Linked DNA regions of Homo sapiens: region 2 is linked to region 1. A link is an interaction called in ENCODE POLR2A ChIA-PET data of the cell type or tissue named here. Cell type or tissue: MCF 10A. All regions are shown on one strand. Links, peaks and the distances in the headings refer to the core of each region. The heading gives the core; the rest is flanking DNA.

Region 1 (2,809 bases), core at 56-2,555:
CTCATTACAATGCCCATTCACAAATAAATATCATTTTCTTTACAAAGCAGAACTTTCCACTGGGTAGCCAGATCATGTGGCTGCCCTGTAGAAAATCTTTCAACTCAGCTTCTTCCTGGGACCACAACACCCTGTGTGACCTGCCCCACCACCACCTTGCCAGTCTGCTATTCTCTGTGTTTCACCACTTCAGCCACAGTAGCTTATCTCTGCTCCTGGAATATCCCAACTGGGGCCACTACAGGGCCTTTATGTTTGCCATTTCCTCTGCTTGGAATGTGCTGTCTGTATTTCCTAGCCCAGTTTCTTATTGTAATAAAGATCTCAGATTAAATCTCACCTGTGCACATAGACCTTTCCATTTTACCCTGTCTAAAGTAGCACACCCATCTCAAAGCATTCTCTATCATGTTTTGGTGTTTATTGTCTTCCTACCCCCTAAAATGATCTACAGAACTATTGTTTTTTTAAGTGTTTCCTTGTATATTATTGGTCTTCCCAATAAAGGTAAAAATCTCATTTGTCTTGGTTGCTACAGCATCTCCTGGGCTAGGGACAGTGCCTGGCACACAGTATACTGGTGCTCAGTCAACATTTGTGGATTCAACAAATAAATTTGGACTCCAGATAAACCAAATAGAAACAATGCTTTTCAACATACTATATTAGAAAGGACACACATATTAGTGATGGGAATGAGGTCTCAGACTGTCCAAATTCAGAAAGGACTGAAGAAAAATGCATTCAATCTCCTTTATTAATGACTTTATTTTCTATTTTATTTATTTATTTTTTTGAGACAGTCTCACTCTGTCACCCAGGCTGGAGTGCAGTGGTGCAATCTTGGCTTACTGCAACCTCTGCCTCCCAGGTTCATGCCATTCTCCTGCCTCAGCCTCCCAAGTAGCTGGGACTACAGGCACCCGCCACCACACACGGCTAAATTTTTGTATTTTTAGTAGAGACAGCATTTCACCATGTTAGCCAGGATGTTCTCAATCTCCTGACCTCATGATCTGCCCGGTTTGGCCTCTCAAAGTGCTAGGATTCTAGGCATGAGCCACCATGCCTGACTCTGTTAATGACTTTATGTGATTTTGTGGGAAGGATCTCCATGTTCCAAAAAATTGAAAACTTAGCAGAATGTTTACTATCCTTGAGTCTCAGTCTTTTTCTTCACTTAAAACATTTTCACAAAATTTCAGTAGAGGAGGAGCTACCAAATAGTGACAATTTTCACCACTGGGAGGTGGCTGCTTTGATCCAACTTTTATATGCTTTGGTGAAAGGAAACACACCTGTCATTGTATTATTAAAGGAATTGGGTAAGAATTCCTGGGGATTCTAGGTCCCTGGTGGTATCTAGCTCACCCTTGACTTCACTTTAGTCTCTTGAGTCTTCATACCTTCCTTGGCATGTTGCAGTGCTTCAACCAAAGTCCTGTACTTGCCTGGGCTTTTCACCTACACTTTGGCACAACCCCAATTTCTGCATGACACACGTGCCCAAAGGCTCAGTCACACAGCAGTGGAAGGCGTTTATTATAATCCTCTGTGGTCTCATCAACGGGTCTGCCTGGCGTTTTACCATTCCTTAAGGGCAAGGAGCAGGTTTACATAATTGTCTTGGTACAATGGCTCATTCCACAAAACTGGGACAGTGGGTGCAGTCAGCCTACCAAATACCTTCTTGCATTTAACATGTGACCTTTGTCCACTTTGTTACCTTAAAACAATCTTTTCGAGGAAAAGTGCCTACCCCTGGCATAAACAAACAAACAAACAAACAAACAAAAACTCTTGCAAACTTTAAAAGTAAGCAGGGTTCACAGTGCTTCATCTTCCTCCTGCTAGTCTGTAGGAGGTCATATTAAATCATGAATCAGATTGTCTGGAGCCAGGAAGCCAATAAACAACTAGTTCTTTCTAGAAACATTTAACCACCTGGCTTTGTATATGTTCTGGCTCAAACACAACTACAGATTAAAGCTGCGTACAGTAAGAAAAGTGACAAATGCTACAAATCAACTGCCAAAGTATTTCAGTAAACCTCATCAAATTCACAAAATAGACAGGAGCAGGATGAGAATGATTTGTGTCATGGCCAAGGAATCACTGAGTTTAGGGAGAGCTCTTTCACAGCAAGCCTGCTCTCTGTCTAGGGTAAGATGTTTCCTCATCCCTCAGGCTACTCCCTGCAAACATAACCCTGAGGAGTGGCCAGGACAGGAGTGAGAGCCACACACTCAGCACACCCATAAGACCTCGTGGGGACCTACATGGCCATCGCATCTCCCAACAGGTCCAGAGCCAGTCTCAGAAAACTGAATGCACAGTGTCTTCCAATGAATAGGGAAAATCCCTTTTCTGCCCATAATGCCTGGACAACAGGCTTGCTGTTGAGGATAAGAAGATATGAAATAATGGGAGGGAAAGTTTAGAACCTGCCCCTTCGGGCCTTGAGGGATTGTGGGAGGTGATAAGAGAGGAAGTGAGATGGCCTTTCTCAATGCAGAGGTAAGCATGTGGGTTAGAGCAGACCAGGAAAATGCTGACAGCATCAGGACTCTGGGAAGGCGACCACCTCAGACACCCACCACCTCACCAACCTGGGGCTACCACAGCTAAGGAAGCCCTGCAATGCAGTGCAGTGAAGGAGATGGGGGCTGGAAGCTAGCTGTCCACAGCTGCTGTCTCCTCCACTGTGGTGTGGTTTATCCCATAATGACCCAGGATGAGAGTGGACTGGGCCTCATTTCTCTGCCTCCCCAGGTTCCCCTAGCCACGTGCTCCTGGGCCCATTCATGGA
Region 2 (2,809 bases), core at 228-2,727, 74 kb after region 1:
CCCATGTGGAACCTCCGGAGCCCCTCTCAAGCCCAACTCACTCTCAGCCCTCTGACTACATGTTTAGAAAACACTCTGCCAAGCTTGGCCCAGTTCTCATAGAAAACTTCCTTCTTAAATTCAATGTAATGGTCTTTTCTTGTGTCTACGGCCCAGTCTGTGGCAAAATACTATTGACCCAGGTGTCCCCAAACCTTCATGCCAAGTTGGGTAATTTATTGAAATACCTGAACTGGAATACATTTAAAAAAAAAAAAAAAACCAAAAAAAAAACCAAGATAAAAATCTATGTAATAAGTGAAAGACATTCCAAAGGCTCTTTAGAAAATTTAAAGCACTGCTGGGGGCCAAGATAGATGACAGAAGCACAGAAATGGTAAGGGTAAAATAAAAAGTTTAAAGAAAAAAATGTGAATTTTGCTAGTTTCTTTAAAAGCATGACATACATGCCTGGGCACCAGATGTCTTGGAAACAGCCTGAATGAAGAGAATGATCTCTTGAGATCTCTTCCCAGATCACAAATTCATTGAGGATCTTGGACATATTTATTAAACTGGAGCTAATGTAATATCAAACTGCATAGTTAATGAGGCAGGGCATGTGTATAAGCATAGTTTTTCATTTTAGTGTAAGAGAGGTGATGTAGGAACAGAAAAAATATTCAACAATAACATGCTAAGAATTAGGCAAAAATAATTAAGCTTATAAAAATCACTCTAATTAAAAATAAATACCTAGGGCTTTTACATTATAAAAAGCAATCATGGCCGGGTGCTGTGGCTCACGCCTATAATCCCAGCACTTTGGGAGGCTGAGCCGGGCAGATCACAAGGTCAGGAGATAGAGACATCTGGCCAACATGGTGAAATCCCATCTCTACTAAAATACAAAAAACATTAGCCAAGCATGGTGGCGCACACCTGTAGTCCCAGCTACTCAGGAGGCTGAGGCAGGGGAAATCGCTTCAACCCGGGAGGCAGAGGTTGCAGTGAGCCGACATCATACCATTGCACTCCAGCCTGGCGACAGTGCGAGACTCCATCTCAAAAAAAAAAAAGCAATCACTTCTGAGCTAAATTCAATTGGAAGTAAACGATCTATGAAAAATTCTTGATGATTACAATCTACTCAAAATCATGATGAATAATTATAAGTCCTAGATTGACTCTACATTAGGCTAAAACAACTACTGAGGGGCACGAAGGTACACAGCGTACAATGTGGCCTCCAGTTGATCCGTCATTGTAGGCACATGTGGCCACACCATTTTGTAAGCATCTGGCTTACTGTACCTTTTACATACAAGAAATTAAATGAGAGAAAAAATAACTGTAGTTACACCATATCACTTACAAGAATGGAGAATCTGCTTATAAGTCAAACTAGAATTAGAACTTATTTCTTAGACTGCTTCATAAAAACTAACATACCACTACTTTTTAATTATTTATTTATTTGCTAAAGAACAAAGATTTAAGTATGAAAAACAACCAACTGATTCACCCAACTCAGTAAGTTTGACTCACGTTTTCTGGTTCAACACCAATGTCTTCACAAAATTTCTCCATGCCTTCAGGGCCTACAACATCATCAGTTCCTGTGAAATACAGTCTTATGTAAATTAAATCTGACCATGCACACCATACTATTACCACTGTAGTAGTATTATACTGTCAACAAGTAAGACTTAAAGGCCATTAACTCCTTTTGGAAAAAAAAATCAAGTCTAAGTTGAAAAGTATTCTCGAATTTCAGTATCTTTAAAGGACTCTACTTTGTACAATCATTTAAATCAACTTATCACCATGTCCTTCAATCGTTGGAATATGGTATATACCATTTGTCTAAAGTTAAGGCTGAATTCAATTCCTGCTCTTTAAAACAGCTTAATGTTCTACTCTTACTTGGGTAATAATTTCAATACATAAAATAATTTTTGGAAACATAGCAAAGAACCACATAATAGTCTCTATAAAATTAAATAAGAAAAAACATAAATGTTTCTTTTACATAGAAAAAAATCAAGTTATCACTCTGTTCTTGATAAAGACAGTAAGGCCCCCTTTTCCGTTCTAGCATTAGCTCTGATTCTTCCTGAAGGAAGCGTCCACACATTCCATCTCTAATTTATCTCCCCTTCACTTTGTAACCATTGGAATTTGGTTTCTTCTTCTCCTAGCTCTCCACTGAAATTCTTTTTGCCAAGGTCTCCAATAAGCCCCTAAATGTCAAATCTAACAGACAAATTCAGTCTTTGTTTTATCTGACCATTGTGTGATATCTGAAAATCTGAAGCAGTTCTTTTTTCACAAAACTGTCTCTTCCCATGGCTTCTTGAAGCACCCTCTCTCATCTGGCTTTCCTCCTTCCTCTCCCCTTCTGGCTTCTTTATGGGTTCTTCTGCTTCTCCCAGATGGTTAAATTTGATGTGCAAAGATTCATCCTTAAACCTCTTCTAGTGCCTGCTATATACATTATTCCTAGGAAATTTTAACCATACTCAAGGTCTCGGGTCCTACCCAAATGTCTTTCTAGACCACACTTTCCCCTTACTTTTGAACTACTTGCCTCTTTATCACTAGCTGCTCCACCTCCTGTTTAACTGCCGTAACTACACTCATCTTCTGCTTCAAACCTACTCCTCCCGCATTTCACATTTTCAAACACTGCCTCACTAAAACGGAGCCCAATGTCTCTCGATATCAGGCCTGCTTATCCTCCTGTATGCTGTCCCAGCTGGTGGCACACCCAGAAATAGAAACCTGGGAGTCTTCCTGTATTCCTCCTTTCTCTCACACCCAATCAATT

What was found. Peaks named below come from ENCODE experiments on the same cell type or tissue, not always from the same donor. Only the 100,000 strongest peaks of a DNase experiment are listed, where the experiment ranks them.
Region 2: POLR2A ChIA-PET joins it to region 1 with 5 read pairs; 2 of 35 experiments call an interaction of 5 or more read pairs at or near these places.

Annotation. Positions count from the first base shown.
Region 1 is chr4:51,959,414-51,962,222 of GRCh38, reverse strand. No RefSeq gene overlaps it. Among named protein-coding and RNA genes, the nearest start is that of LRRC66, 60 kb to the left of the region's middle. In MCF 10A, for the core only: no CTCF peak of the experiment used is centred there; a DNase peak (open chromatin) is centred at 1,512.
Region 2 is chr4:51,885,357-51,888,165 of GRCh38, reverse strand. DCUN1D4 (defective in cullin neddylation 1 domain containing 4) reads right to left here. Exons shown (of 11, transcript NM_001040402.3): 6 at 1,528-1,598. Among named protein-coding and RNA genes, the nearest start is that of DCUN1D4, 44 kb to the right of the region's middle. In MCF 10A, for the core only: a CTCF peak has its summit at 2,589; no DNase peak of the experiment used is centred there.